Regions from separate parts of the Homo sapiens genome. Here all the other regions are linked to region 3. Evidence: chromatin loops called from intact Hi-C (ENCODE). Cell type or tissue: Caco-2. All regions are shown on one strand. Links, peaks and the distances in the headings refer to the core of each region. The heading gives the core; the rest is flanking DNA. Region 1 overlaps FANCC (FA complementation group C). Region 2 overlaps PTCH1 (patched 1). Region 3 holds the start of LOC105376156 (a long non-coding RNA gene).

Region 1 (6,639 bases), core at 651-5,650, 160 kb before region 3:
AACTTAAAAACTGTTGAGAGCTCCCAGTATTATCTAAAGTCATTCTTCTTATTAGTTAAATATTAACAAACATAAACCAGTAAAACCTTTATGCTTGTAACTCTTACACAACCACAATATAAAAAATATACAAATTAAATACCAACAAATCTACAAAATGAGTAAAATTTAAATTGACAAAATTAATTCAGCGTGATCAATGATGCAGTCATTGAAACTCACTTTGGACTAACCATGTAGGGCTTGGTACCGACAGGCAGGTTCTGTTGACTGGCCAATACTAACACATGCAGGGAGACAGCTTAATTCACGCATCACTTTCCTCTTCAGAACCACTGTGCAACGGCAATCTCTTAGCTCAAACACGTTATTTACATTTTCACCTCTGTTCTTTTATAATATCTCCCTATATTTAAAGCAGTGCTCCTTGGCACCAATACAAACACAACTCCAGGCACTGAAATTTTAAGACATTACTTAGTTAGAATTGCAGGCATTTAGGTGTGTGGAATTATGAATTTTTAAAAAATTACCACCAAAATGAAAAATAGAAGGTGAAACCTTTGTAGAGAACCATAGCACCCTAATAAATCCCACCTGCCTAATCCCACTCATCTTTTGGGGCCTGCAAGCCTCAGACGGAGTTTAAGTAACTATATGCTATGGGTCACTGAGCTCACATAGGAAGCGTTCTTGTGGTTAGCTTTCAGTACTATGTAAAACCAAGTATCTTTCTTTCCTTTAAACTCTCTGCCCATGTGACTTCCAGTTAAGATGGCACGGTAAATTCACTTTTGGATGGATTCTCTTTACTCCAAACATACAGCAATGAGAGGGGAAACATAAAAAGAAAAAAGGAAAAGGATACAGGCAAGCACACACACAAAATAAACATTTCTATGAAATCGATACGAGACAGAAACACAAAGAGGCAAGACCCCGAGGACAAAACCATGAGCAGCCAGCCCCTCCTATGCTAGGGTCCAAAAACAGGCAATGAAACTGTAGGTTTGGGTCTTAGAAGGGTTGGGGGCTAAACAGAGGCACAAACGACAGAGTGAGAAACTAGCACCCTTGCTGGAAGGTGGGATGGAAGGTGCTGACTAGAGCCCTACCCCTCCATGCCTGAAGGAAGGCTCGCAGCATCCTTGCCTCCTATGGAGTGGCGGTCTAGGGAGGATGGAGGACACCTGTCAGGCAGGACCAGGCACTGCGTGAAGCAGCCATGAATGCCCAGGTAACTAAGCCCCCACTGTGAAAGCTAGTTCTGCACCCAGGCTCCATGGAAGCCAGACAGAGACAAGCAGAATGAGGCTACACAGGGGAGAGTGTGCAGAGAGGGAGAAAGAGGCGAAAAATGACTGAATGAGTGAAAAGTTTTTAAAACCTCATTCAAAACATGTCATTTAACCAAAGTTCTAAAGTACATGAAGAAATAAATGCAACTAACAATATCAGACATTAGATCACAAATTCACTTCAGATGAAGTTAATCAGTCCAACAAATAGGTATATTTAGATGCTAAAAAATCCTAACAAAGTATACTTAAGACACTAAAATAATCCCAACAAAATATATTTAAGGTGATTTTTAAAACCAACAAAAATCAGTATATTTAGGGTGCTTTTTAAAAAAGCTAATTAAAAAATAAGAAAGTATAAATTGAAAAGGCAGAATTAAAAGATGGCTAAAAAAAAATCAACTGCAAAGTATGTAAATCAGGACTACGGTCATTAAAACCTAAAAACTCAGTGCACAAGATACTAGACAGTAGACTGGAGAGGAAGCACTCTGTCTTGACAAAACACACTGCACATCACTGGATCTGCAGCAGCACAGCTCAGGAGCCCAGCTGCTGGCCCCACAGCCTGGCCTCACTCGGACCTGGCTGGTAGCCTTTCGACATCACAGGTGACTGAATGGGTCAGATCAGCACATCCAGGCTGTGAGTCCCACTAGCATTTTGCCTCTCCCCTACCAGTTGGTGGATATAGGTGAAGTAACTTTCGTTTTATACAACCCCTACAGAAACTTGATGAAAAAGCAGACCCTGAAATGCTTCAGGCAACAGATTTGTCCTCCTTGTAATAGATAACTCACTCTGGATTTAAATTTATCTTCTTTGCCCACCACACTTCTCCAGCATCACCAAATGTGGACTTGACTGGATTCCTTATTCACCATCATGGTATCACAACCAACTTCGGACCAAGGAACTCATTATATAGCAAAAGGAGTAAAGCAATGGGCTCCTGCCAAAAGGGTCTGTTGTCAGCTAAGTTACTACTAGCTGCTGCATGAACTCGATGGCTTTCACCTGTATTCCTTCATCACTTCCAAATTTCTCTACTACATATTTATTTCTTTCTGCTGCATCTTCTCTGAAGCTTAAACAGGAAACAAACATTAACATAAAGGAAAACATAAACAAGAATGATACCCTGAGTTATGTGGAAAGGAACTTTGATTTGAGGAATCACAGATGAATAACAATATAAAAAATCTTGGAAAACTGGTAACAATACACATCGTAATTGTTTGGATAAACAGTCACATTTTTTTTTTCTTTAAAAGGTTAGAAAACCTCTCATTTAGGTTCCCCTGGAAAGCAGAGCTCAGACAGGCTAGAGAAGGTAAAGACCTTAATTCACCCCCTCATTTCCAAAGACAGAAAGCCTCTCACCAGACCAGCCATGTGATGCCCTCCAGGTGTGTGCCTGGCAGCTATGAAAGGGGACTGACAGGACACAGGCCCTGGAACCAGCCGCTGTGCTCTCAGAACCTCTCCAAAGCCGATGCTATGCTATAGCACAAGAGCACCACCTACTGAGTTCCAAGGGACAATTTAGTCCATTTATTGAAAAATGGCTCAGTAAAATATGACTGTGGAGGGATGAACTCCACATCATTTCAATCTAGTTGGCTGTGTCTCTTTCTTTTAAAACTAGAACCCTTGCCAAGACTCCTGAAAAAGAAGCAGCATGCCTTCTTATTCTCCCATTTTCACTTTAATTACCACAGTAAAATGAATGTCTCTTCCTATCAAGCTTTGGCTATCTTAATGAATACTGCCATTTCTAGATCCCTCTTCCCCTACCTGTTTTCCAAAGGGCAGAGAAAACCTCTAGGGGAGCAGTAGTCCTAAAGGGTCTGGGAAGGATGTATGTAAAGTCAGTCATTCGGTCAAATTTTAAACCCTATGAGGCACAGTGCTGTGATGGGGGAATTGTTTTTACAAACTCGTTGAAAGATGATTACAATAGTCCTTTTCTCCTTGAGGAGCTTAAGATGAGCACAGAGGTTCTAAACCAGCAAAGCTGGAGATCAGATGATCCATTAATAAAATTGAATACAGAAGAAAATACGTAGGTGTAAGGAAAGATGATTTATGGGATAAGTAACATTGGGGAGAGCTGATTGCTTCTGCTGTGCTGTGTATTAAACATATAGAATACAACTGAAGGCAAAGAGCGGGTTCTTTCTGGAGCCCTTCATGCCTTACATGAAGCCCCTAGGTACTGCCCAGTACAGTTCAAGTGACACAGACTCACTCGAACAATTCACATACATTCCAGCCTGGTTATCACGTAGTTTTGCTATGTTTTATTGGTCTGAGAGGGACACTCTGGGAACCATTATTGTAGGGGTGGGTTGCCCCTACACACCTGTGGGTGTTTCTCGTAAGGTGGGACGAGAGATTTGGAAAAGAAAAAGACACAGAGACAAAGTATAGAGAAAGAAATAAGGGGACCCGGGGAACCAGCGTTCAGCATATGGAGGATCCCGCCAGCCTCTGAGTTCCCTTAGTATTTATTGATCATCTGCCTTCAAGCATCTGTTTAACAAAGCACATCCTGCACCGCCCTTAATCCATTCCACTCTGAGTTGACACAGCACATGTTTCAGAGAGCACGGGGTTGGGGGTAAGGTTATAGATTAACAGAATCTCAAGGCAGAAGAATTTTTCTTAGTACATAACAAAATGGAGTCTCCTATGTCTACTTCTTTCTACACAGACACAGTAACAATCTGATCTCTCTCGCTTTTCCCCACAATTATATGTCAGCCTCTCCCATGCCTTAGTCATGATTAAAAAGCTGCAGCTTTTGTTTATGCCAACATCTGCACCAGTACTAGTCCTCTCATCCAGTACCGGTCAGGGACCCGTCGCAGCGAGAGCACTTGCAGGCCAACACGAGAGGGGAGCCTGTACAAAGCAACCACCCGGAGAAACGGCAAGCACTCCAGAGATCAGCCACCCGAGAACTGTGAGAGTGCACATTTATTACTTTGGAAATCATAAAAACTTCAAAACAGCAAATGTGTCTATACTCTGTTTCAATTATTTCACAGAAAAATAAGATACTTCAGAAAAATTCCAATCCTGATTCTCTAGTGCATAAACTGCTGTGCTAAATGTGCAGTTCATACTCTACTAATGCCGCATGGCAAGGCAAGGAGCAGGCAGCAGTCGCAGGGAGGATAAATCCAACTGAGTATGAAAACCTCCAGAAAGGGACCTGCTGAAAAAGAATGAGGTGATACATGGACAAATTCTAAGATAAAGGGCAACCTAGGTATTTAACATATTTAACATAGGTAAAGTAGAAAAAACCCAACCTGGGGATTCAGAGGTCCATTGGATTTTTTTAAAACATAATATTGAGATTTAGTTGACTAATATAAAATGCCACAATGTTAGAATACACTAACAGGGGTCTAGCAAAAATTTCATAATCCTGCTCGATTTGGCCCATTTGTGGACTTCACTAGAATGTTAGGTGTAGTGGAGAGGAGCAGTCACCTCTCCAGCATCCATTCTCCACCCTCCCCCTTCTTAACGAGACTGGAAACTTCCCAGTCAGCATATTTGAGTGGGATAAGAATGGGCTCTGATTAGGTTAAAGCAGTGCTCATCAACCAAGGACAGTCGTGCCCCAGAGGGGACCCTTGACAATGTTTGAAGACATTTTTGGTTGTCACAGCTGGGAGAAGGATGTCACTGGCACCCAGTGGGCAGAGGCCAGGTACACCGCTGAACATCTACCAAGCACAGGACAGTCTCCCACAACAAAGAATTAGCAGCCCAAATGTCGGCACCTCATTCCCACACTAGCACATGGGACCTGTGAATATTACTTTACATGGCAAAGGAATGACTATTACCTTGTACAACAACAACTACTACAAAGTGGTAACATTCAGGATCCTGAGAGAAGGAGCTTGTCCTGGAATATCAGGGTAGGGTAGGCCACATGCAACCTTATGACAGAGGCAGAGCAAGTTGGAGACAGACACAGAGGAGGCAGCAAAGTGAAGACAGAAGCAAAGATTGGAGGGATGCGGCCACAAGCCCAGGAATGCCATGCTGGCCGCCAGAAGTGAGAGGAAGGTGTCCCCAGAGGGAATGTGGCCATGTCAGTTTTCACACTTTTGGCCTCCAGAACTGCAACAAGATATGATTCTGTTCTCTTGATCCAACAAGTTTGTAGTAATTTGCTATAACAGCTTCGGGAAACTAATATCGCATCCTGCAAGGAGGTGTATGAATTGCAAATTACAAAAAGGGAAGCAAAGTTACATCTTGCTTTTTTTTTTGATCTGAAGATTCCCTTCTACCAATATACCAAAGGTTTCCACATTAGGAGTTTCTTCTACTGTCAAAATCCCCAATGAAAAATATTATTAAGCACTTTTGCTGCTGAATGCACGCCTTAAAAGTTTATCACCTGACTCACCAACCACCTTCCAAAGTATGGCTCCTTCCCTCTTCCATCAATCCCATCAAGCCTCTTCTTTTTTTTTTTTTTTTTTTTTTTTTTTGAGATGGAGTCTCGCTCTGTCGCCCAGGCTGGAGTGCAGTGGCGCGATCCTGGCTCACTGCAAGCTCAACCTCCCGGGTTCACGCCATTCTCCTGCTTCAGCTTCCCAAGTAGCTGGGACTACAGGCACCCGCCACCACGCCTGGCTAAATTTTTTTGTATTTTTAGTAGAGACAGGGTTTCACCATGTTAGCCAGGATGGTCTCGATCTCCTGACCTCGTGATTCGCCTGCCTTGGCCTCCCAAAGTTCTGGGATTACAGTCACAAGCCACCGCGCCCGGCCCCGCCTCCTCTTTTTTATTGAGGCAACAAAGCATCATTTTAACACATTTTATGTACCAATTACATTTATTTAATTTTGGATTATTTACTAATAAAAAGTTTTCATTGCTCAATGATATATTTTTCTATTTGTAGAAAGTATTTGGACATCTTAGGTTGGGATGGAACACATCATAACTTTTACCACTAAAATGAACATAAGTTAGCCGGCTGCAGTTGAGAGGCCAAGCGGGTGGATCACTTGAGGCCAGGAACTCGAGCCCAGCCTGGCCAACACAGTGAAACCCTGTCACTACTAAAAATAGAAAAAATTAGTTGGGCGTGGTGTCATATGTCTGTAATCCCAGCTACTCGGGAGGCTGTGGCGAGAATTGCTTGAACCCGAGACGTGGAGGTTGCAGTGAGCTGGGAGATCACGCCACTGCCCTCCAACCTGGGTAACAGAGTAAGACTCTGTCTCAAAAAACAAAACCAAAACAACAACAAAAAAATTAACAGAAGTAATTTTTCATTTTCTAGCTTTTCACTTACTG
Region 2 (6,639 bases), core at 681-5,680, 68 kb after region 3:
GTCCAACTACCCTGCGAGCCTCATGGTTTCTGAGCACCAGCTGAGAACATGAGTACAGCAGGAGGTAGCCTAGGAGTGCCAAATTCCACAGAGCACACTAGACAGGTTGAGCATCCCTAATCTGAAGGTCTCAAATGCTCCAAAACCTTCCTGAGTGCCAATATGATGCTCCAAGTGGAAAATTCCACATCTGACCTCATGTAATCAGTCACAGTCAAAACAGGCTCACAACCATGAAGATGACATGTTACAACTGCACAAAAAGTTAACTATAGCAGACCTGGTAAAAATGTGTGATGGGCTTATTGAAAACTAACGCATCGTGCATTCACAACCAAACAGGAAATCATGTCAATTCATAAAATCAAAGAGAGACGTCTTAAGACAGAAACTATTGTTAATGAGGCCGGTGATGCTGGAGGAAACATTCTGAAAAGCCATCCAGCAGATGTCTCCTCGCCCCTACACAACCCACTCCCTGATCCTTCAACTGCTTCTGATGTTTCTTCTCACCTAAAAAAATAAAACATGGTGTACAGTAACCTCTCAGTGAAAACACAGCATTGCAGGTGGAGACCGGAAGCTGCTGTTGTTTAGCCACTGATGCAGGTATCTGGTGATGCTATTGTGCTGCTTGGGTACCCTGAACACATTATTTTTTTCACTGCATTAATGGAATGTCGTGGTTTTTTTACTGGTAAGTACGTAGGTGTGAATTAGTTTAAGAAAATGATTGCTTATCGGCAGCATATAAATTTTAAGTCAGGAAGGATGGGAATGCCACACAACCAGATTGTCCACATGGGTGGCTGAGATAGTGACATCTTTGCTTTCAGACAGTTCAATATACACCAACATTGTTTCAGGCACACAATTATCTTAAAATATCGTATAAAATTCCCTTCAGGCTAGATGCATAAAGTAGTTGAAACATAAACAAATTTCATGTTTAGAGTTGGGTCCCATCCTCAAGCTTTCTCATCATGCTTATGTGTGAATATCACCCCCCCTTAAAAAAATCCAAAATCCCATACACTTCTGGTCCCAAACATTTTGTATAAGGGATACTCAACCTGTATTACGCTCACAGCTAGAATTTTAGAATGCGTGAAATATGACAATAATCCGTATTTTTATTTAAAGTACAACCATGTTGCATCAAAGACTTTTCTCAGCCAGTGAGGAGATGCATTTTTTTCAGTAGGGCTCCCTGGGTCACAGTGGACAGGCCTCATTTTCCTTCTGGTCCCCAGAGAGTCCTGTCTTAGAGGGGGCAGATGAAGGCACACAGAGAACATGCAGCCCTAAGCCTCTTTACCTGCAAATTCTGCCATCTTATTCTCCAGAAATCCAAGGCTTAAGCCAATTCTTTGAAAGGCAAAAGAAGCATCACTTCTGCAAATAAGTTTTTGATCAAGCTCTGCTGATCCTCTCATCCCCAAATCAAGCCAGGCTTAACTTTCCAAAGTGAAGAAAGGCTAGCTAGCTCAGGTGGGATGCCAGCTGACCCAGAGGCCCATACTTCTAGGCCAATATGATTCCAATCCACTGTAGACAAGAGATGTTTCCCTCATCACGCTTCCCTGCTGTGCCCCTCCTCAGCACAGCCTTCTGCACAGAGCTTAAGAAACTTCTGTGTCATTCACACAAAAACCTTTTAGCAAAAGCTTATTGTGATCCACATAAAGATGATCTGAGGGACCAACCGAAGTTATTTTCCACAAAATTCAAGTCCTGCCCATGCACCTCCGTATGTGAGGGACGCAGAGGGGCACCAGGGGCATGGCACACCAAGTGTGCTGAATGAATAAATGAATGCGCAGTCTCAATACAGAGCCTTGGGAACAGGCAGTCATCTGTATAAGTTATTAATTCCCCCCAAAGCCTCAAAAAGTCAATCAGTCAAAACAAATGACCCTTTCAGCCTGAAAAGTACCCACTCAGAGTCCAATTAGGAAAATAGGGTCTGTGTATATGCAAGCGTTGCATTTGCATTTGATTAATCCCATGAATTATCTAACAGCCTCTAGAGAGATTTTCTTTTTCTTTTAGTTGCTCAGGTCCTCCTTTCAATGTTGCATTTACTTACTGTGAGGCCGAAAAAGTACAAATCTCTAAGCGGGTGTAACTGCAAAATTATTAGCACTGCCTCTTTTTTATAATCGAAAAACAAAAAAAAAAGAAAATTCAGTAATGTGAGCAATTGGCTGAAAATTCACGGGCTGTGAATTTTAGTCCTCTCCCACCCATCTCTTTTATTCAGGAGGAGCCAACCGCTGTCCAAGTTTCTGGGCCGTTTTTTTCCTTATGAGATTGTGCCCCTGCGTGTTGCCATGGGAAAAACGCTACAATCAGCCCAAAGAGAATGTGCCTTCATGAAGTGAGCCCAGTGAGAGGTCAACCACCAAAGCATAACGAGAAAAGGACACCCCCACCTGCCCACGGAACCGCACGGGACCGCACGGGGCATGTGGCAGGCTGGGCGCAGGTAGTGCGCAGGCGCTCGCGCGGGGTTCTGCAACGCGCATGCGCCGGAAGCAAGCTTCCCCGCCCCCACCAGCTGCTGGCAGTGCCATCTGTTATCAGCCTTGCCCAGGCTGCTCCCTCTGAATGGCTTTCCCTGACGCAGACCTGCTCGCCCTGTCAGATGCAATCAGGTCAGCCCGGCACTCTGCCCACGCTGGACCTGCTGCCTGTCGCAGCTCCCACCAGCTCCCAAGGAGCCACGAGTTCCCGAGACGACGCTGCATCTGCCAGGAGGCCCCTTCTTCATTGGTTACTTGCCACACTGGCAAATGAGGGCTGTGCACCGCGCCACCTGAGACAGGCCCAAGAACGTTGCTGACTTCCTGCAGAGCACAGGCGGAAATGTCTTCCATCCGGAACAGCGTACTTTCCAAGCTGGGAACTGTCCCAGGTTCTACCACAACCTCAGGTGCAACCAGGCCGCTCAAGCGCAACAGGCAGGCAGATGCACACCCAGGTCCCGTCGCTCTGCAGGAAGTGGGCGGGCCCAGAGGTGTGATGACGAGCGCGCGCTGGCTCAGAGGCCACACTCCAGCAGCAGCAGGCAGCAGAACCCAGGAACCAACACAGCGTGTTTTCATCAAGCTTAGTTGAAACCTCCTGAAGTCTTCATTAAAAAAATAGAAACAGAAAGAAACCCAACAACAACAACAAAACCCAAGTGCTTCCACGGCAGGCTCTCCATCACAGCACTCAAGGCATTGCATAACATTAACCCCAGTTTCCTTCTCTCAGCTTCTGTGGGGCTGACATCACCTCTCAGCTCTGAACAGTCTTCTTGCCATTATCCAGCCTGGGCCTCTCTTCATTGGCCTCCCACTTGAGCCGACATGGGGGAGAAGACAATGCGAGTCTCCACCTTCGCACGCAGGCTCCCTGGCCTCCGGTGAATACCACGCTGGCCTCATTTATCTCCTGCACTGTTCCTTCCCTCTGCATCTGTGCAGGGAGACTCACGTCACTGGGGGCCACTTTCATGATTTTGTTGCCATCAGGATTAGCTGGATTAGGGGCCAGTACATAAGGACCCCCTGGTGCCGTGAGGAAGTTTCATCACCGGGTCAGCATGGTGTGAACTATATTCTGTCAACACCACCACTTCTTATAGCCACCAACCAAAAAACGGAAGGGTGGAGGTGGGGGCGTGGCAGAGAAAATACCTCAAGTGCAAAATGTATAAACTCATCATAGCAATAAATTCCCGCATCATGCATTTCAAAGTATGTGAGCCATTCAAGACTATCCTTTCAAACAAGAAACCCATGTGATTCTTTTTTTTTTTTTAAATCTATAAAGAATTTGGTGGGTCTGACAGTGGAGGTAGGGGGAGTAAGTATAGGTAGGCGAGTAAGTATAGCTACCCAGAGGAAGAACAAAAAGCCCACAAAAGCTTTTTTTAGCCCCTTTCTAAAGCTAGTCAAGCAGTTTGGGAAGAGTTGCACTGCTGAAACCTTATATTTTGTTCAAGGCTAACACCTCCAGAACGGTTAGTTCCTCCTCTTCTAAAGGACCAATGCTATCCCATCCAGCAAGGATATCCCCCCATCTAATGTGAAATAAGACAATGTGGGCAGGAGAGTGGTGGAGGGAATGGTGTGGGGGGTAAAAGGATGGGTGGGAAGAAAAACAAAACAGAACTTTTAACTCCTTTTAAAACTTCAATGACTGAATTTTTTCCTCCCAGGGAATCATTTACCTACCTCCATCCCGGCCCCACTCATCTGGACCCTGCATGAAGTACACACACGATTTCTACAGAAAGTAATGGGATTTCTGCAAGTGTGTGTGAGTGTGTGTGTTTTATAGAGCAGTCCCTCTTGCACAGAACTGGGCTGTCCCATCAAAGCCGTATCTGTTATATTTCTGTCTTTCTCTTCTGTTTGGCGTATTCACCAACAAGAGAAAAGGAGGTAAGCTTTGGCGGCCCTGACCTGCAGCTGGAACACAATACTTTCGCACAGCCCTGCCGACCCCTGACATAAATTTTACACCGCAGCTGGCATTTACACACTCAGCATTACCATATGTATAGCTGCTCGGTGCTAATTATGCTAATCACCTGTCTAACTCGCTGCTGCGAAAAATGGTTGCATTTAGCAGTCCAGCGCCTCCCAATGCAGCTTACTGTGTGGCTGAAATGTACATTCAGACGGCCCTGAATGGCAAGATTTTTCCACGTTGCTGGCTACATTCAGGCCTCAGAAAAATTTATTCAAGTCAACTGGTTTCGGTCCGCAACAAAAAAGTTACGAGAAAAAAGTGAGTGTGTTCTTGCCCTAACATTCTGGATCTGCTTGCAAGCAAAATGATAAATCAATTGGTGTGGGAAACAAAAAGGGAGAGAGATTTCTTTTGGGAGCCATGTGAAACTGTAGCCTATTAAAAAAAAAAAAGAAAAAAAAAAGGGTCATCCTAGTCCCCAAATCTCTAGAAAGAGCAGTTAATAGATATTTAGCCCTAATCCCAATTCTCTCAAATTGCAAGCTTTGTTTGCAATTAAGCAAGGTATTAAACATGTGCAATTTTTTTTTCTGGATCATGTGTAGACCAAAATGATGGTATCATATTTATCATTTTTTACTTATTACAACAATGTGTAAATCTCATGAGGAAAATAAAGTAAGAAGAAAGAATTTCTTAGGCAGCTAGGAAAAATTCTTTTGTTATTTTCTCTTAGAAAGCCTCTATTTAAAAAGAGGCTGTGTGATGTTTGAGTCTATTTTGTGAAGGTTGCTGGTTTCCCAGTAAAGGAGCAGAGGAAATCAGGGAGTGGGGGTGGGAATGTGGAAGAATTCACAAAAGGAAAAAAAACAGCGGTGGGAGGAGAAAGAGGGAGTCAAGAAGCCTACATTTTCCTTCATCTCAAAATTCCTGTTTTTATCATCACTATTTCTTAAAGCCGTTTTCTCAGATCACTCTGTAGAATAAATTTCTTAATCAGGAGAATATTGGCGCAGGTATTTCAACAATTCCGCAAATTCAAACTGAAATCCTATTTCTTCCTAACTCACAAAACATGTTCGTATTAATTTTTAAAAACCCTGAGTGTAGTCACTCTCAGGGCTGCTTCATGTTAGGCTATCTGGAAGGATAGGTAATATTTGGGTACTCCAATTTCCTGTCATTGCTGGCAGCATCGTACGACACGTTATACCGGAGGGTGGCCCAAAGTGCCAGTGACTTTCTCAGCTCCGAACAATCATCATTAGCAGACTTCTTACTTCAGAAATGCAGAAAGCAGGAGAAAACTGGAAAGCCATTTACTTCAGAACATATCGTGGGCTACATCCCTCAGTGCCACAGAACACCAGACTGGCTTTGCAACCCATCAGCTTTTCCAGGCTTGGAAGGTGCACCCACCCGGGAGGGCTTCCTCTCACGGAGGAGGTCATCTTGGAGGCTCGGGCTCTCTCCGCCTCGCTTCCACTCACCTTTCCATTTAACCACCAGCAAATGAATAACAGGATGCTCATGCAACTTAAAGATGCTGCTGTGACAAGAGCGCTCTTCCTGTCTCTCCCCACCCTCCATTCTGTCCCACATTTTATAAACTTATCTGACCCAATGAAGCAACACTATCCAAGCCACATCTTGATTTGTTTGGCATCCCAATTCAAGTTGCTATTCTTTGCCATTCCAATGTGTTTATCTGGGTTTTGTAGTTTCAAATCTTGACTGTGCAGCCAAAAACACAAATGACACAACCACCACTGGGCTCACTACAGAGCAGAGGGTTTACCCCCCCACCCCCCATCCTCTCAATCTCGCACTCTTCTTAAATAGGAGATGGACCACCCTGCCTCGTGGCACGGAGTGGTGTTTACATTGCAATACTTGACTGTGTAATACATCTGGCATTTTTGGGCAGGATTCCTGAGCTAGGGGCCAGAAGCCCTTAAGCAATGATTTAAGGGGGAAAAAAAATCATGCACATTGACTTAACAAAGCCCATTTCCAGTTCCTTTTGCTTACTTTTATACATGTCTCATTAATAACTGAAAACTATCTTGGTTGCTAAATTGGGTAAGTCTACTGCTTCTTTTCATTTATCCGAACAATAATAAATAAAGCTTGCGCTGTGGTATGGGGACTTGCTTCTCACTAGCCTTGCTT
Region 3 (6,639 bases), core at 473-5,472:
GATTAAGTAAAGAAAGAAAAGGAGTTAGGGAAACCATAACATAAAATATATGAAAACAAAGGTAATAACTAGAACAAAAATATTCTTAAATACCAAAAGAAACCTTAAAAATTAACATGAATGGCTGGGCGTGTTGGCTAACGCCTGTAATCCCAGCACTTTGGGAGGCCAAGGCAGGTAGATCACCTGAGGTCAGGAGGTCGAGACCAGCCTGACCAACATACTGAAACCCCGTCTCTACTAAAAATACAAGAAAAATTAGCCAGGTGTGGTGGTGTGTGCCTGTTGTCCCAGCTACTTGGGAGGCTGAGGCAGGAGAATCACTTGAACCCAGGAGGCAGAGGTTGCAGTGAGCCGAGATGGCACCAATGCACTCCAGCCTGGGCAACAGAGCGAGACTCTGTCTCAAAAAAAATTAATATGAATGACATACTAAATAGAGAAAGAAGCACAATAAATAGTATAAAATATACACCAAACTATAACATGAAGTAATATGACAGAGTCGAGATTAAACATGTCACATTAAATGTGCGTAGACTTAATTGACCTATTTATGATAAGATTTTCAAATTGGTTCATATAGGGCCAGGGACGGTGGCTCATGCCTATAATCCCAACACTTTGGGAGGCCAAGGTAGGTGGATCTCTTGAAGTCAGGAGTTCGAGACCAGCCTGGTCAATACATCGAAACCCTGCCTCTACTAAAAATACAAAAATTAGCTGGGCGTGGTGGCACACACCTGTAATCCCAGCTACTCAGGAGGCTGAGGCCCAAGAATCGCTTGAACCTGGGAGGCAAAAATTGCAGTGAGCTGAGATCATGCCACTGCACTTCAGCCTGGGCAACAGAGCAAGACTGTGTTTCAACAAAACAAAACAAAACAGAACAGTTGCCTCATACAGCAAAACCGAAGTCTATGCTGTGATCAAAAGACACATCTAAAACACAGTGATTCAAAACGAGTAAAAAATAAGGAATAAAAACAAAAATTTACCAGGTTAATAGAAACAATAAGAATTCAGGGATTGTTATGACAGTTTAAGACAAAGTAGCATTTAAGCCAAAAAGCATTAAACAAGATGAAAGAGATTTAGTAAAGCTGAAACCATAGTTCGCAAAGGACTGGAACTTGTATTGGAGGAAAATGTTATAAAGAAAATTACTGGGGCAGTTGTCAAAATTGGAATATGGACAGTAGTTTAAATAAAAGTGTTATATCAAAATCAAATTTTCTAAATCAGAGAATAGCCTTGTCCTTAGAAAATATGGAATTATTAAGAAATAAAGGTATATGATGTATGCAACTTACTTGCAACTTGTTAAAAAAGTGGGAATCTGGGTAAAGAGCAAATAAGAGATCTGTGGATTGTGCTTGCAACTTTTTGGCAAGTGCGAAATTACTTCAAATTAAAAGTAAAGTGGCCGGGCGCGGTGGCTCACGCCTGTAATCCCAGCACTTTGGGAGGCCGAGGCTGGCGGATCACGAGGTCAGGAGATGGAGACCATCCTGGCTAACACGGTGAAACCCCATCTCTACTAAAAATACAAAAAATTAGCCGGGCGTGGTGGCGGGAGTTTGTAGTCCCAGCTACTCAGGAGGCTGAGGCAGGAGAATGGGGTGAACCTGGGAGGCGGAGCTTGCAGTGTGCCGAGATTGTGCTACTGCACTCCAGTCTGGGCGACAGAGCGAGACTCCATCTCAAAAAAAAAAAAAAAAAAAAAAAAAAAAAAAAATTAAAAGTAAAAAGAAAAAGCAAACTGTATGCATTGTGAAAACTCATCAAATTTCCTCTTATTTGTGCATTCTACTGTATGTACGTTTTACCTTAAAAAATCCATGAGCCGCCGCGCGCGGTGGCTCACGCCTGTAATCCCAGCACTTTGGGAGGCCAAGGCGGGCGGATCACGAGGTCAAGAAATTGAGACCATCCTGGCTAACGTGGTGAAACCCCGTCTCTACTAAAAAATACCAAAAATTAGCCGGGTGTGGTGGCAGGCGCCTGTAGTCCCAGCTACTCGGGAGGCTGAGGCAGGAGAATGGCGTGAACCTGGAAGGCTGAGCTTGCAGTGAGTCGAGATCGCGCCACTGCACTCAAGCCTGGGCGACAGAGCGAGACTCCCTCTCAAAAAAAAAAAAAAAAAAAGAAAAAGAAAAAAATCCATGAGCGATAAACGAAGATTGAACTCTAGTTATCTAACTAGAGTTAGATAACTACATGCTGAAGTGTTAAAGATTGAAGAATACTGATGTTAGCAACTTGAAATTCTTAAAAATAAGACGACTTGGTGGACAGGTAAGATGGGGACAGACAGGTGGTCATACGCGTGATAAAAGCAAATATAGCAAAATATTAATTACAGAAAGTAAGTGGTGGGTATATGGGTATTAATTGCATAATTCTTTCAACTTTTTCCGTTTGTTCAAAAATTTTCATAAGATGTTGGGGGAAGAAGAGGTGAGTCAGTGGTTTGAGTCAGTGGTTTGATGCTGTGCCGCCTTTATATTAATAAACAGCTGGGTGGCTGGCTAGATCTTCCACTTTCCAGCACTGTCTCTTTTTACTTGGCCTCGGTTAAACTTTAACAACCGGTCCTGTCCCAGGAAGAAGTCTTGGAAGCAGCAGACCCACCCCCTGCATCTCACCCTGGGGCCCTGAGACTCTGTGGGTGAGCACATTTGTTACTTATCAGAACTGGCCCCCACAAATCTAGCTCCATGTCCCCATTTCTCTAAACTGGGAGTACATTAGTCCAGGGCCCTTCACACTTTGATTTGCTTCCTTAGAAACACAGGCGGCCCTGCCTGCACACACCTGTTCCCTGTCCCCGATGCGGCCAGCCGAGCCCCCACTGCCACGGGGAGGTCTGCTTCGGGTTTATGTTTTAGGGTAAGAAAAAGGCCATTAAAATTCTCTCTGATGGTTGAGTCCCTGCTTGTGGGGGAGGGGGAGACGGAGCCAAGGGGAAGAAATTTGCTGGTAAGCAAAGCCCCACTTAAAAATTTTCCCTTTCTTTCTTTTTGTTTCTCCTTTTTTCCCCCTTGAAGCGGCTTTCCCTGGAGTCAAAGCATTTTACAAAAACAAACCACTCCAGAGCTTTCAAGTCTAGGGAAAGCTCAAGCAAAGTTAATTAACATGAAGGTTCTCACAAAAGTTAATTAACATGAAGGGACTCACAAAAGCTGTCTGCTGGCATCTGCTCGCCTGCCTGCCATGTGCAGCGGCCCCTTTGTGCCCGCGCACCCGGCCCGGCCCGGCCCTGCCTGCGCGGCGGCTGCGGCTCTGGGCGGCCCCGGCTCCCGGAGGCCTCTCCCCCGCGGCGGGGCGGGGCTCAGACACCTGGCTCCTGCGGGGCTCCTGCCCTGCTTCCTGTCCTGGTTCCTGCCCCGCTTCCTGTCCTGGTTCCTGCCCCGGCTTCTGCCCGGGTTCCTGCCCCGGCTCCTGCCCCGGCTCCGGTCCGCGGCGAGAAGGTGCGGCCGGCACGAGGCAGCCGCGGGGAGAAGGAATAGAGCGAGCGAGAGGCGCCGGCCCAAGGGGCAGCCAGGAGCCAGACGAGGAAAGCAAGGGAGAAAGGACAATCACAAAATCTCTTTAACATGTGTCTCGTGCAAATCAAGGTTGTTTTTGACGGACTAACTTAAAAATACTGATACACGGCTCTGTGATACACATGCGCAGTGGCTCAGCCTGTAATCCCAGCACTTTCGGAGGCCGAGGCGGGCGGATCACTTGAGGTCAGGAGTTCGAGACCAGCCTGGCCAACATGGTGAAACCCCGTCTCTACTAAAAATACAAAAATTAGCCAGGCATGGTGGCGCACGCCTGTAATCCGAACTACCAGGGAGGCTGAGGCAGGAGAATGGCTTGAACCTGGGAGGCGGAGGTTACAGTGAGCCCAGATTGCACCATTGCACTCCAGCCTGGGTGACAGTGAAATTCCCTCTCAAAAAACAAACAAACAAAAAATACATGCAAAGTATAAATCCCACAAAACAGTCATATCAGAACTGGAGGTCATTATGTTAAGTGAAAAAGGCCAGGCACAGAAAGACAAACATCGCATGTTCTCATTTATTAGTGGGATCCAGAAATCAAATCTGTTGAACTCATGGACATAGAGAGTAGAAGGATGGTTACCAGAGGCTGGGAAGGGGAGTGCGGGGCTGAGGGGAGGTGTGGATGGTTAGTACAAAACGTAAGAAAGAATGAGTAAGACCTACTATTTGACAGCACAATAGGGTGACTATAGTTAATAATAACTTAATTGTACATTTAAAAATACTTAAAGAGTGTTAATTGGTTTGCAACTCAAAGTATAAATGTTCAGGGGATGGATAGCCCATTCTTCATGGTGTACTTATTTCACATTGCATGCTGGTATCAAAACACCAAATATACCCCATAAATATATACACCTACTATGTACCCACAACAAATTTTAAAAGTAATTTAAAACAATTTTTTAAAATCATATAAGGAAATAATGTAATGAATAATATATGACATATTAAGTAATAATTATAATTATTCAATAATATAAAGTTGATATCAATAATCAATATTAAATTTCATCTGTATGAATACTATAATAATATAATAAAAATGTACATTTTCTGTTTTTTTTTTTTATACAGTCTTGCTGTGTCACCTAGGCTGGAGTACAGTTTCACCATCTCGGCTTACTACAAGCTCTGCCTCCTAGGTTCAGGCAATTCTCCCACCTCAGCCTCCCAAGTAGCTGGGACTGCAGGTGTGTGCCACCACACCCAACTAATTTTTGTATTTTTAGTAGAGACGGGGTTTCACCATGTTGTCCAGGCTGGTCTCAAAGTCCTGACCTCAAGTGATCCACCTGTCTAGGCCTCCCAAAATGCTGGGATTACGGGCATGAGCCTCCGTGCCGGGCCTGCCTCTACTCTTATATAAAGATACATTTTTTTTTTTTTTCAGAAACAGGATTATAATGTGCCTACATTTTTGGGTAATTAACGTTTTCATTGATAGTAGGTCATGAACATTTTTCAGTGTCAGTAAATATATGGTCTCTGCAGACCCACAAGGATTTTTCTAATCTTCCAGATAAATTGTCACAAATAAATATGTACACAGGTTTTGCTATGCCACCCTTAGGTGTATACAGTTGAATACAAATGTGCAGTGTTTACATAATGAACCACCTGAGGAAAGGTTATTTCCTTAAAAGAAAGGTTTACTGTGTGAATGCTTCCCTGCAAAGAAGTTGTACAATTGTGTCGGAAAAATCCATTTGTTTGGATTTATAAATTTTGGAGTTCTGCACCATGTACCTGAAACTTTGCTATTAGGGATGGATATGGTTTGGATCTGTGTCCCTGCCCAAATCTCATGTTGAACTGTAATCCCCCATGTTGGAGGAAGGGCCTGGTGGGAGGTGATTGGATCATGGGGACAGATTTCTCCCTTGCCGTTTTCATGGTAGTGGGTTCTCATGAGATCTAGTTTTTAAAAGTGTGTGGCACTTTCCCCTTTGCTTTCTTTCTCCTTCTCCAGCCATGTGAAGATGTGCCTCCCCTTCCACCATGATCGTAAGTTTCCTGAGGCCTCCCCAGCCATGCCTCCTGTTCAGTCTGTGGAACAGTGAGTCAAGTTTTTCTTTATGAAGAAAGAAGTTTTTCTTTCTTCCTAAATTACCCGGTCTCACATAGTTCTTTATAGCAGTGCGAGAACTGACTAATACAGGGACATTTGCCCGGAATGTGAATTTGGTTCCCTTGAGAGCCTTTAAACTGTTTATTTCCAGGTTCCTCCCGGTGTGAAGGAGCATCACTGACTCATGCAGGTCTTTCTTCATTCAGGAACTGGCCCTCCATGGCTGTCGCAGCTCCTTCGAGAACGCCGTGCTGCGGCACTCATGTGCCTGCCCAGAAGCTGCCCAAGTTTGTTCACTGGGGCTTATTTAGGAATTTTGGGGTGTGGGGCTGATAGACTAGGACACAAAGAAAAGACCCGAGGAAGGCAGGGTTTTCACTACAGGTACTTTCTATTATCATGGCCATAGATTTTGTTTTGTTTTTTTCCAAGTGCCTCCTACGTTTCCAGGGGTTCCTGAGACCACTGGACTGAATTGCCCAGTCACTGCTTTGTAGACATCCATAAACAGAAGCATTTTAACATGGCTGGCTCGGGAAGAAAAGTGGATTGTACACACTGCAGCCTTCCCAATCCTGAGGTGATGCAGATGGGCTGGAGACAAAAACTGATCATTTTCATTTCCTCCCGTATGGACTGTTTCAGAATATTCTGCAGCTGATGACAAGAATGGAAACTGTGGATATAGCCAGTAAATGTATACTTAGAAGAGACCAGAAATACTTGCAAGAAAGAGGCCTGCTATGATGTGAGTTGTGTCCCCCCAGATCACATGTTAAGCCTAATCACCAGTGTGATGGTATTGGGAGGTAAGACCTTTGGGAGGGCCTCATGAATGAGATTAGTGCCCTCATAAAAGAGGCCCTGAAGAGCTGCCTTGCCCCATCCACCTTACAAAGGTGCATTGAGAGGGGGCCATCTATGAGTCAGGAAGCAGGCCCTCACCAGACACTGAACCTGCCGGCACCTTGATCTTGGACTTCTGAGCCTCCAGAACCGTGAGAAATG

What was found. Hi-C counts contacts between places; a loop is a spot of excess contacts. Peaks named below come from ENCODE experiments on the same cell type or tissue, not always from the same donor. Only the 100,000 strongest peaks of a DNase experiment are listed, where the experiment ranks them.
Region 1: a loop joins it to region 3, with 2.9 times the contacts of the local background. A loop is called at or near these places in 2 of 110 quality-filtered maps.
Region 2: a loop joins it to region 3, with 3.0 times the contacts of the local background. A loop is called at or near these places in 15 of 110 quality-filtered maps.

What each region holds. Positions count from the first base shown.
Region 1 is chr9:95,266,131-95,272,769 of GRCh38, forward strand. All of the region lies in intron 1 of FANCC (FA complementation group C), which reads right to left. Among named protein-coding and RNA genes, the nearest start is that of FANCC, 48 kb to the right of the region's middle. RefSeq lists a silencer at 2,597-2,891. In Caco-2, for the core only: CTCF peaks have their summits at 2,875 and 3,089; DNase peaks (open chromatin) are centred at 2,761, 3,861 and 4,183; H3K4me3 peaks cover 467 bases.
Region 2 is chr9:95,491,631-95,498,269 of GRCh38, forward strand. The region is part of intron 2 of PTCH1 (patched 1); the gene reads right to left. Among named protein-coding and RNA genes, the nearest start is that of PTCH1, 14 kb to the right of the region's middle. RefSeq lists enhancers at 2,049-2,790, 2,717-2,806, 2,791-3,530, 2,867-2,916, 2,967-3,186 and 1 more. In Caco-2, for the core only: no CTCF peak of the experiment used is centred there; DNase peaks (open chromatin) are centred at 2,541 and 2,961; H3K4me3 peaks cover 1,682 bases.
Region 3 is chr9:95,423,544-95,430,182 of GRCh38, forward strand. LOC105376156 (a long non-coding RNA gene) reads right to left here and starts at 3,287. Exons shown (of 3, transcript NR_188614.1): 1 at 3,181-3,287. RefSeq lists a silencer at 3,155-3,544. In Caco-2, for the core only: no CTCF peak of the experiment used is centred there; DNase peaks (open chromatin) are centred at 2,628 and 3,368; H3K4me3 peaks cover 1,874 bases.